Linked DNA regions of Mus musculus: region 1 is linked to region 2. A link is a contact called in ENCODE Hi-C or POLR2A ChIA-PET data. All regions are on one chromosome and are shown on one strand. Each heading gives the region's core, a stretch centred on a gene start or an enhancer-like site at or near the end of the contact. The rest is flanking DNA. Distances are from core to core; before and after follow the strand shown. Region 1 overlaps Man2a1 (mannosidase 2, alpha 1). Region 2 holds the start of Man2a1 (mannosidase 2, alpha 1).

Region 1 (5,900 bases), core at 153-2,652, 150 kb before region 2:
ACATACAAATGATAATAAAATAAAGTGTAAAGATGTTTGTGCGGATGAGCAAAATGAATTTTAAAAAAATCATTGGAACTTTGATGAGCTGTAGTTATGCCAAGGGGAGCCGTCTGCTGCTACCGAGTCTGAACAACACCAGTTACTTCTCCTCTCCAGCCAGAGTCAGCACACCCAAGCTCACGGCCATCTTCACTAGAGGGCAGGCTCTGTGTAGTGCCCTACTGAGATGTCTTTTGTGAGTAGCTGCTAGCATTTGCACTGGATTTGATGCTAAGGGGCCTGAGCAGAGTCTGGCTGGGAAAGCATACATTATGCTGTTTGCACTGGTTTTCAATGGCATTGCAGGATTTTGTTTGAAGGGAGGAAAAAAAAATGCCATTTAAGAAACCGAGTCACAAGGTGACTTTGACCCACATAGCAGCTCTAAGTGTTTACATGATAAAGATGTCTAGTGAACCTTCAACAAAATGCTGTGCCCTGACATACACTTCACAGTGGAAAAACTGCACACAGAAAACCCTTCACTAATTATAAACAGATCACCATCTGAATAACAAAGAGAACTTAGTCCCTACCCACCATGGTACCTGGGAACAACTTATTTTAAGCATCTTTTGTCTATAAGATGGAACTAATGTTGGTATACTTTCTGCAGGAATTCATCCTCTGGATGACTGCTGAGAAATTCTGTTGATAGTGGTCTCTCGGAGCTTCAAAGGACAGGATGTACTACAAAGACTAGTGGCTCAGAACCTCGGTTGGACTCAGTCAGCCTAAATTCTGGCTCTGTGCTCTGCAATTCAGTAGCTATGTTCAGTAAAACCAGGTTTTCTTTTTTTCTATAAAATCCAGAGGAAATAAAAAAAAAATCCAAAGATGTGGTCCAGTGTTTGACTTATGATGCCGTTGGCATGTTAACTATTTGTACTTTTAATCATACAAAATAGGTGACTATTTTATAAACATTACAAGTTATTACAGATTTTTATTAATAAATTTCCCCACTGACATTATAGTTTTTTTGCTAAAGAATAAGAGAACTGTTAAATTACATATCTATGGTTACATGTCAAAGCCCCAAACTGTCTATATGTGGTCTCACAGATTAAATGGCCTCTTAATCAAACTCTTTCAGAAGCACTTGCCACTATTAACCTAAAACATGCAGGATTTTTTTTAACTCTCTGGACCATTTATAAAAGCTACTTAATCTAGTGCTGTAGACTATTCCTAAGATGTATACACACATGAGAGAAATCTACATGGAATTGCCAAATGACAGGGAACAGATGCCCCAGACAGATATCTTTCACCAGCAAGTGAAGCTTCCAGTGTCAGGGATGGGTTATATTTAGTTGATTCTTTGGTCAAGGGACACTGTGGAGACGCTCAAACATTCTGGGCTACTGCCAAGGCTCACTGATTGCCTTCAGCAAACAAGAGGCAAAGTCCTATTGCTAAAGGCACTACTTATGTATCTCAGTGAGTAGAAACTTGAGCTTCACTTAAATTGCTATTCATAAATTCATGAAATTACTATTCTGCTAAAGGAATATAGTAATAACTCCTAATGACGTGTTATAATCATAGATCAGTGTCTTGCTCAGCAATCCCTAGAGAAACTTCCTCCAGCAGTACACAGGAACTAGTACAGCGGCAGCGGCAGCGTGCATAGTACCTTCAGAGGTTCAAGTCAGAGGGGAGATGTTGACACAACCTCCACCCCTAACCAAGGAGCTATCTGCAAGTGACAGCCACTTGCAGAGGACAAATTAGTCTTCTCCAGTGGAGTCTCGGTGTGTACATTACTACACCTTAGGGCCGGCCCATGCCCAGGAGTCATTGGGTAACAACATAAACTCAATGGCATTTTGTAAACCTTTAATCTTACTTGGCTTTTTTTTGGGCTAAGCTTGGGACTCCTTCGGGCACTCCCTTTTGGAACTTCCACTCTGGAGAGGACATGTGTAAACACTGGCAAACGAACTGCCCTCAACTAAACCCTCAGCCACAGATAGCTGCCATTTCCAGCAATGGGAGCAAGTCTGCCTAGTGCTAGTGCTGAGCTGGGGAAGTAGCTGTGGGCTTCCGCTACGCAAGAAGCTATGTGCAATGGACACACCTCAGGACAGGCACAATGCCCAGCAGCAGAGGCTAACACAAAACAAACCCAAGGGAATTTTCGTAGACTTTGGTCTCATATTGATTTATTTGGGAGTTTTTTTTTTATCTTATTTGTCTTGTATTTGTCTTTTATAGTTTCTGATTTAGTGTTTTGCCTGTTTGTATTAGAGAGAGGGGGGACGGGCATGGAGTTCTTGAGAATTCTCTTGAATGGGTGGGAAGGATCTTGGATGAGTTGGAGAAAGAGGGAGCATGATCAGAATATATCCATGAATTTTTTTTCAATAAAATAAAGTAAATCAAAAATGGGAAAATGTTAATTTAAGTTGAATATACATTCAAGAAAACTTCATACATTCACACAGGTATACGATGTGCTCTTAGAAAGCAAATAGATTGAAATAATTTTTAAAAAATCCGCTAACATGTTATTAATATCAGGACATCAGAGAAGGAGAGGGTTGTGGGTGTGTATCATATGGAAACAGCACCAAGTACTATGGTGACAACTGTCTGCCAGATAGGCCAGGTCACATGTAAGTGTGAATCCCTGAGGTCAGGCTGGGCGGTCCACAGTCAGCAATCCTCACAGAAGTCATTCTCGGAGATAAGATCAGTCTACACAGAACTTAGCTGTGAGGCCAGTCCTGCAAACGGATGTGGGAGAGTGATCTTCACAAGGCATTCCTCGGAGAAAGCCAGTCATGAGGTTTTGAATAACCGTTAAGTTTCAGTAAATGCAGGGAGCTGGGTGAGAGCCTCTTCTCACTCAAAGCATTGTGGCAGGGACAGTGACAATTAACACACACTGAACGCAGGCTGTACACCACCACAGTGACAGTGACTAACACACACTGAACACAGGCTGTACGCCAGACAAGACATATGATGCTTTGCATGGACAAACTTACTTTATGCCACAACAGCCTTTATGATGGTTAACAAAATGGCTAATGAAATAATGTACTGTTAGCAAGTTTGAATATGCAGGAACATCCCCACCACAAAGCATTCTCTCTTACAGTGTCCGAGCAATGATATGACCCTGGTTTAGTACCCCAGGACCTTACCTAACTCACTGGTGGCTACACTCTGTAAGAGAAGATAAGAAAGGATGGTCCGCAACGTTCCCAGCAGTGTTTCTTCCTTCTTCCTTCCGTGCTGAGTAACAGGCAGCACAGGATGAGCCCCACCTCTGATCAGACTCTCCAAGGGCAGCACAGGCCACATAGCCTCCTCATAGGACCTCAAGGCGTTCACATACGAAGGCCAAGCTAAACACCTTGTAGGAAACCTTCTCTAAACTGCTCATATTCTTCAAGAATTTAGACAGTTATAGAAGCCTACTTAGTAGCCCATATAACACCCGTCTTCATTGTATTCTGGCAGGGAGAGACTTGGAAAATCCCACATTTCACTGCAAGTCCCAAGACCGAAGAAAGTAACTGGTAAAGATTCATTTTCCAGGACACTCATTAAAATGCCCAGTAACAGTTCTTAGTGTTGATGAACAAGATAAGACGATGGATGTTAAGGGAAGGTGAGCAGTTGTTCTTAGATATGTACAACAAAGAACACCCACCCCTTCAATTTTCACCTTTCCAGAAGCTACGGAGATCAATAAAGCACCAATCAATTCTTATAAAACAGGAGAAAGGAAAACCTCAAAGTGCCACTTACGAGAATGGGGGTGGTGGTGTAAACAAGTGGAGAGAGAGAAAGAGAGTTTCACATTAAAAGCGGCACTGACTTTGAAATGATTGGTTAACTATTTGCAAGAACAGTTAACCTTAAAAAAAATCACACAGAGAACAGAGCAATATGTGCGAATTAATGAGAATGTTACAACAAAAATAACAATGGAGTAAGTTGACAGAACGTGAGCTACATGTGATTTTTTCAAAGCCATAAAGCAGGATGGCACCACCTCCCAGCTGGATGCTGGGCAGCATATCTCTTTGGCTTGCTCTGTTCTAAGAGTGATTTGTAAGTCCACCCTGTAGAGTTCTGAATCATGATCCGTCTTCCCATGGGAGCTGCAGGGATCTGAGTGGGAATGGCCCCCACTGGCTCATGTATTGGTGGAACTGTTTGGGAAGGATTAGGAGGTGTGGCCTTGTTGGAGGAGGCGTGTCACTGGGGTGGGCTTTGAGCTTTCCAAAGCCCACACCATTCCTAGTTAGCCTCCCTTTCGACATCTCCTGATTGTTGTCTCAAGATGTGAGCTCTCAGCTACTGCTGCAGTGCTGTGCTAGTCTGCCTGCTTCCTCGCTTCTTGCCATGATGACAATGGACTAGACCTCTGAAACTGCAAGCATGCTCCAACTAAATGCTTTCTTTTTGTAAGGTGCCTTGGTCATGGTGTTTTAGGACAGCAACTGGGAAGTAACTAAGATGAGTCTTTCAGCATCCTCTCTACCAAAAATCCCTTTTCCTTAAAGAGTTATCCTTTCTTGGTGCCCTAGACTTTCCTGCTTAGTATACTCTGGCAGTGTTCATGTTACCCAGGTTGAAACCTTTAAAGAAGCTTCACCTGAAGTGTCTGATGGCAAAGGGAGGGCAGAATGATCACTAGAAGGAGGCTCACAGAAGCGAGGGTGATGAGGCACGTTAGGTGAGAAGGTTAGCAGTTACATTTGCAGGCAGCAGCTGGAATGACCTAGCTCACACCACGTTCTGTGACAGGGCTCCTGAGGTGCCTGTCATCTCATTACACATACACACATACACAGTATGGAATTACTTTTCAAATACAGAAAGTGCAAGTGTAAATATGCCTATATGAAAGCATAAGGTCATCTACTGGTAACAGGATGATGCCCACAAGCTTGGAACTTTCACAAACAGAAACAGTAATTCTGAAAAAGATCAAACAACACCTTCTGCGTCCACAAACAGGGCTCAGAAACAGGCCTTATAGGGGATTTTATCTTAATTTAGTCTCTAGCCCTTATTTTAAATGGAGGTAACTTATTCATTTCTAATCTCAAATGGGAAGGGTTTTCTAAATTTTTATTTTAAGCTATTTTAAGTAAATTACTTTAAGCAGTTATTTAAATTGTTATTACACGTCTAGGCTCTGCTATCTATAGACAAACAGGCCCAGAATCATCAAGTTGGGTACATTTGTTACAATCTTTGTTTCTGAAGGTCATGGGCATGAGCTCAGTTCAGAGAATCTGGAGACTGGGACTCAATTGAACCATAGAACCATCTTCCAGCCCAACCTTGACTCACACTCACTGCACGCCCAGCTCTCCCTTGACCTCTCTCACTGCTCTCTGAACCCATAATTCTTTTATCCACTGTCAGCAAGAACCAGGCTGAAATTTAGAACTGAGTGGCCATGGATGGGGTCTGGGCAGAAAAGGTGCCCCATAACGCCACTACCTGCAGCTAGCAGGCAGGAAGGATCAAGTGCCTCTGTCAGACGTACTGGGAAAATGTTAAGTGACACACTGGCAGTGCGAACTTGGGTATCTCTCAGACACGGATATCTACATCAACAGGGCTCTGTGAGGAAGGAGTTACAAGAATCCAGACGATTCACACTGTCATATACTGAATGCTGCCAGCACGTGGAGCCAGGAAGCCAACTCAGAATCCTGAAATGGAGGCTATGATTCACCGGTCAATCCCTCTCTAGCTCTGCAGTCAATTCTTTGGCATCTTGTGGAGTTACAATGGCTACATTTTTAGGCAGCTTCACCAAACAATGATCTTTCCTTTCGTAAAGGTTAAGGGACAAAGAGCAACTTTTTATAGGTGTCAAT
Region 2 (5,820 bases), core at 2,623-5,122:
ATAGCCCAGGAACCCAGGCAACCCCCCTATTATGCTCCCTAAACAAACCCAAGCAGCGAGGGCTGTTGTCCTAAATACAGTACAGCACTGCCCGGAGGGGGCAGGGGGTAGGAGATCATTTTTATTAGATATGCTTCAGACTAAACAATTTATAAGAAACAAGGATACAGCAGCCGGGCGATGAAGATCTCATCACACTTACTGCTGTGGATCAATTTTTATTAACACGTTCTTTGTGGGACTCAAAAATCATGGGTGTGGTTTTTGCTTCTGTGAGGGTGTTGGCTTATGTCTACATAGCTTAGGCTGGCCCCAGGACATGCACCAATACTCCTGCCTCAGTTTCCCAAGTGGTATGAAGCATTTAAGCATACGTCTATATATACATCTAGTTGCAAGATCCTGTGTTTTGTTGTGTTTTGTTTTTTGTTTTTTTTACAGCACCAAAGTTCTTATCATAACAACTTTCAAATCAACTACTTCAACACGTTTTCACTTTTCTCACTTGATAAATGTTCTCTGAGCCCAAAGATCAAGTCTGGACTTGGCCTGTACATTTTCATGACTTTCCAACTTCTGAAGAGATGTTCAAAAGCAACATCAGCCCCTACATCATGTGATACACTAGTTAAAGACCGACTCTCTGTTATAAAAATCCTGATTCCTTGTCTTAATACTCTAGATAGCAGCATGAGCCTAGTGGTATTTCTATTGTGCACACGAGATTGCCTGTTGGAATGGCCTGCCCTTCCAGGGAGATGTAAACATTTCTCCACCCAGTCTGCTGACTTTCTCATAGCTAGCATAAAGTATTTTCAAGGCATTAGGTCTGGCCCACCTCTCAGGCAGACTGGAGGTTTGTTTTTGCTTGGTTTTACTTTTTTTTTTTTTTTTTAAACTGAGATCAAATAACTCTAAAAATGTAGGCTACCTGCTGCCTTGGCCATAAGGAATTCTTAAAGTAACACTCAAGAGAAAGCCCTCTAAGGGTTCTTCTTAGGCAGGCCAAATTTGGAGGGAGGGGGGCAGGGGGAGGGCATGAGGGGCAGGGGGCGGGGCATGGATGAGGCGGTGCCTACCCTTGCCCCAGGACTGAACAGGTGGCAGGAAATAAGAGTTGCTAAAGAAGGTAAATGAACAAAAGTCCAAAGAACAACAAAAAACAGATTGCTCTCACCCGGGGATGGCCTAAAACTACAGTTTGCAAACCAAATGGACCGCATACCTAACTGAAGTTTCCACATCAAGAGAGAGAAACTAGAATGGACAAGATAACCTTTCTGGTTGAGTGGATACAGGTCACCAAGCAACCTCAGCATACACTGACCAAATTAGCTCTACTGAAACTCAAGAATCGCACCAAAACCTGTTCAAGAAACGGAGGGCAACATAGTTTTACAATGCTGGGGATTGTTGTGAAATTAAGGTTAACATACAGTGCAGACATAGAAATAAAATGAAAGAATGTGCACGTTTGGATGCTCTGCTTCCTAATGGTTTGCATCGTAATAATGTTTGGCTGTAAAAGTAAATTAGAAGACTCTCTGGGAAAGCGTAAATCTGAAGCCCTGAAAAGGACCACATTCATTCTGTCTTCATACTAGAGCTTACTTTTCCGGGGGTGGGGGGGTGGGGGGTGGATCATAAGCTAAGTCACCACCAGCAAGTCTATTTCTGTTCTACACAATTCCGACAACAGGCAGGCTGGAGCCCAGTTCTAGCAAGACAGCTTTGTGACTCTGAGACTATACTCTGAGAGCTGCCTGTTCAAGTCCCAGACTTTGCCTAAGCGACCTTGGGCTCAGGAAGCTCCCAAGCCTCAGTTTCCCACCAACTGAGCAGTAGCTGGGGAGATAGGTTCATCACATGAAGTTAATGGTCAAACACGTGAGACTTACGAAGAGGGCTTATGGAGTTTAGCTACTGGGAGATTCAGTGGCCCACCTATTCTAAACCTTCTCTCTACAATGAAGTCCAGATAAAGCACAGAGGATGCCACTCCCAAGCCCCCCCCACCTCTCTCTCTCTCTCTCTCTCTCTCTCTCTCTCTCTCTCTCTCTCTCTCGGAACAGACAACGCACCACTTCCTAAGGTCACCACCACCGCTCTGCCAAATGCTGTACACTCTAGGCAAACCCTCAACTTCTCAGTGAGCTGGGGGTTCATACGAAAATGGGAGAACCAACTGCCTGAGATGTCTCAGTAACAGAATGAGTCACTCGCTGCTTTAGAAACAGAGGGAAATGTCAAGGTTGCCAGAGAACCCCATGCAGATGTTCGCATAAATCATGTTCAAGCGATCACCCAGCCAAAGCTAGAGGACACTATTAAGACGTCACTGGGCAAGAGGAGTTCCATTTATATATTTCGTGCAAAGAGAAAACTCTGAAAATGGGGTTGGGGGGAGAAAGGTACATTTAACTCCAAAATTAGAGAGCATGTGGGACAAAGCTCAGATCTCCCGGGCCCTGGCTGCCAGTTTACTCCAGCCTTTGCACAAGGCCGGTGCAAACTCCCAAGTTCAAAATTTAAAGGCAGCAGAGAGCATGTGTTATATATTTTCTCTCTGTGCTCTATAGGGGAAGCAGAAGCTGTAAACATTTGGAAACATCTGTCTGTGGCCAGCTTTTTATTTCCACACTTCTAAAAGAAAAAAATACTTCTAGTGCTGTGTACTAATGACAGAATCCGCAAGTCCTCGTTCCGATTTCATTAAATTCCCACCAAGCCATTGACCCTGGCATATCAGAAGAAATGGCAAGGGCTATTTCCAGTCATTTAAACTGTCATATTAAAAGAAAAAAAAAGGCAAAACATCAGCCTTATTCGGGTAGGTTGTAGATTGCTCTGGTCAACTAGTTGTTAGCTTGTCAACACTTGGATTCTTCGGATTTCTCCACACATCTGCTTCTACTAAAATGTATGTGTGTCAACAGAGAAAAGCCGTAAAGGCCACTCTCAATTGCTACGTGGTCACCTCCCACACAGAACCTATTGCATCCATTTCTTGTTATTTGCTAGTAACTTTTCCTGAAAGACTTCGGGTGGGTCGTTTGTTCAACTCCTCTGCCAGCTGGACCACCCCGCAGAGAACTGAGCGCCGCACAGCTTCCAGTGAGAGAATAACAGGCGCTTCCCCACTCTGCTCCAAACCAACCCGAGGTAACAGCTGAAGCATGACGACACTAAAATCAACCCTACTATCCATATCTCAAAGGGCTGCAACAGGAAATAAACTTTTTTATCTCTTAAGAGACAGTGAAAGGGAAAGGGGTCAGAAACAGAAATCTGCCTAGGTGGGCTGTGTTTAATCAATTTCCGCGCCTCGGTGCGTTCAGGGATCTGGGCGGCCTCTGGCAGCTTTAACCCTGAGCTAGCTTAGGGGCGACACTCACACCGGTTCCCCACCAGCAGGTGGCCGAGCCCACTTCCACAGGCCCGGGTGCAAATGTGGGAATATGTCCTCTTTTGCCCGGTGCCAAGGCTGCCACCGCATGACGCCCAGCACTTTGCAAACTCAGCGGTCCGAAACCTCAGCAAGCCGGATGAGGCTCTGCCGGTCGTCGGGTGCGGCCTCACCCTGCCCCGGTGCCGAGAAGTGCGAGCCCCGGGACCAGCCCTCCAGCTTGCGCCCGCCACCAGGTGCTTACCTGCGGAAAGGAGCCCTCCTGGCGCGGGCCCCGAGGGTAGTCCAAGTGACCCCTGTCCAGCATCAGGTAGAGTGAGAAGATTACGACGCAGAAGATCGCGCTGCCAAACACGGTGAACTGGCGACTTAACTTCATTTTCCTCGATGGACTCGGGGCCAGGACGCGGTCCTCACCCGAAGGAGGCAGAAGACTGAGGACTCCAGCCGGCGATCGCCGAGGGCTCCCTGCTCCCGGCCGCACACCCTTCGCGCGCTACGGCGCGGGTCCCGGCTGCGCTCCGCACCTCGTCTCCGGAGCCACCACGCGCCCTCGGCCTACGCCCTGGCCCGCTGCCCTCCCCAAGGCCGGCCGTCCCTGCAAGGCAGACTCCTGGAGAGCAAGGCAAAGGTCCCCACAAACTTGCTTTCCTGCAGGATAGCGCTACCCGGTAGGGCGGTCGGAGCAGTCAGAGGAGAGGTCTCTGCCCGACTTCCTGCCACGGGCCGGCACGACTGAGTCGGCAGGAAAAGTTTTCTCGACAAGGGCAGGCGTGTCCTCCGCGCCCAGAGAACGCGCGGGTTCCGCGGCTCCGGGGCCGAGTGTGCGGCGCTGGGAGCAAGGAGCGCGCGGAAGAAGGAACTGGACCTGGAGGCGCCGTGCCCCACAACTTAGCGCCGGGACACCCAGGCCCACCCCCGCCACACCGCCCCCGCGTGCCCGCCGAAGAACCCCTTCCTGCCGCGGCTACTGCGGGGGCCCGACCCGGGTGCACCCTGTGCGCCGGAGCGCTGCAATCCAGGACTTTCCTCGGCGTGTGCGTCCGATCCCCGGCCTCTCCCGGCCCCCGCCGCCCCTACCTTCCCCCTCGCGGGCCCGGGCTGCACGCGGAGGGCGCAGGGGGCGGGCAGCGCCGGGAGGAGGCAAGCCGAGGGAGGAGGAGAGGACCGTCCCCGGAGAGGAGCCCGCTCCAGCTGCAGCCGTGGAGCACCCCCTCCTTCCCGCCCCGAGAACGCGGAGATGGCGGCGGCAGCCGCGAAAGGAAGAGCCGGTTCCCCAGCGCCACTCGGCGCTCCTGTACCGCCCGCCACGAGCCGGAGGAGACGGCGGCGGCGGCAGCGGCGGCGGCGCAGCGGCCGTTGGGTCAATAGGCGCCCGCAGCCCTGGAGCTGGGCAGCCGGCTGGCCCCGCCCCCTCCCGACGCGCCGGGATGAGGGGGCGGGCCCCCTGGCGCCCAATCACAGCGCGCCGCCCGCCAGGCCCGCCCAGCGCCTGCCTCACTGGGCCCTGACAGTAGGAAGACCTCAAGAGGCTTCAGTGACAAGGGAGGCGGCTTTGCAGGAATTGAGGCCAGCAGAGAGGTGCCTCCAGGGCTCCAGCAGCCTAAGGTCCAGAGCGACAGTGGTTCATTCCCCAGATTCCATCCTCTTGTCGCGTCTTCTATCCTGGAACGCCCAGATCAGCCTGCCTTGGAAGGGTCTGTGCAGGGCTGGAAGGGGAGGTAGACAAGAAATCTGAGGAGCCTAAAAAGGACTCATCTTTTCCTCTTGCTTTTGGCGACATCCTGGTGAAACCAGGGGAAAAGGGAGGCTGACAAAGCCTCTTGTAGGCAGATGTAGACATCTGGCGACAAAATCTAGTAAGAGGGGGATCTAAGAAATGCCTGTACCCACTATTGAATTATGGTCTCAAGCTCCAAATTCGCCCTTTTCCACTACTCTGTGAAAATGAATCTGGGCCTTTTAAGGAGGTTTCTCTTCACCCTTCTGGGACACTGTGTCAGTAGAGGGTGCTGAAGAGACATTACAGGAAATAAAGGAACTTGCTTCCTGGTTCTAGTACATCTGATAAGCAGTTTCTCCTAGCATTCCTGACTTTTTCAAGTACAGAGCTCCCCCCTGGCCAACAGTTCTGTAATGGTGTTGGTCGTGGATACTTTCCTGGCACCCTGTTAACAATGTATAGCAAGTTCGGGAACAGTATCAGAGTGATGCCTGCTCTTCAATTAACCATACTGCTGTCTCCATAAGGTCTGTCTCTTAGCCCTTGACTGGATGGGAAACCCATCTTTTGGGGGCCCTTTATCAGTCCAAGAGGTAACTATAAGCCCTGCTCTCCACAGTTGCTGTCTATAGTCTTTCTGGTTTTCTTCTTGCTAGGAAATTCTTGGTTATTTAACTCCCTATTAAAGTTA

What was found. Hi-C counts contacts between places; a loop is a spot of excess contacts on that map. ChIA-PET counts read pairs that join two places held with the same protein, here RNA polymerase II (POLR2A).
Region 1: a map of heart shows a loop between it and region 2 (2.1-fold over the local background). The contact joins the enhancer-like site here to the promoter of Man2a1 in region 2. A Hi-C loop is called at or near these places in 7 of 37 maps with a recorded cell type or tissue (CH12.LX, T-helper 2 cell, heart and 2 more). POLR2A ChIA-PET finds 5 or more read pairs at or near these places in 1 of 5 experiments (Patski).

What each region holds. Positions count from the first base shown.
Region 1 is chr17:64,743,830-64,749,729 of GRCm38, reverse strand. The region is part of intron 20 of Man2a1 (mannosidase 2, alpha 1); the gene reads right to left. Among named protein-coding and RNA genes, the nearest start is that of Dreh, 20 kb to the left of the region's middle. Within about 2 kb of position 1,402, at least 1 of the 3 ENCODE cell types and tissues checked has a DNase peak (open chromatin) inside an H3K27ac peak, as active enhancers do.
Region 2 is chr17:64,599,701-64,605,520 of GRCm38, reverse strand. It overlaps Man2a1 (mannosidase 2, alpha 1), which reads right to left and starts at 3,872. Exons shown (of 22, transcript NM_008549.2): 1 at 3,651-3,872. The coding sequence starts at 3,785.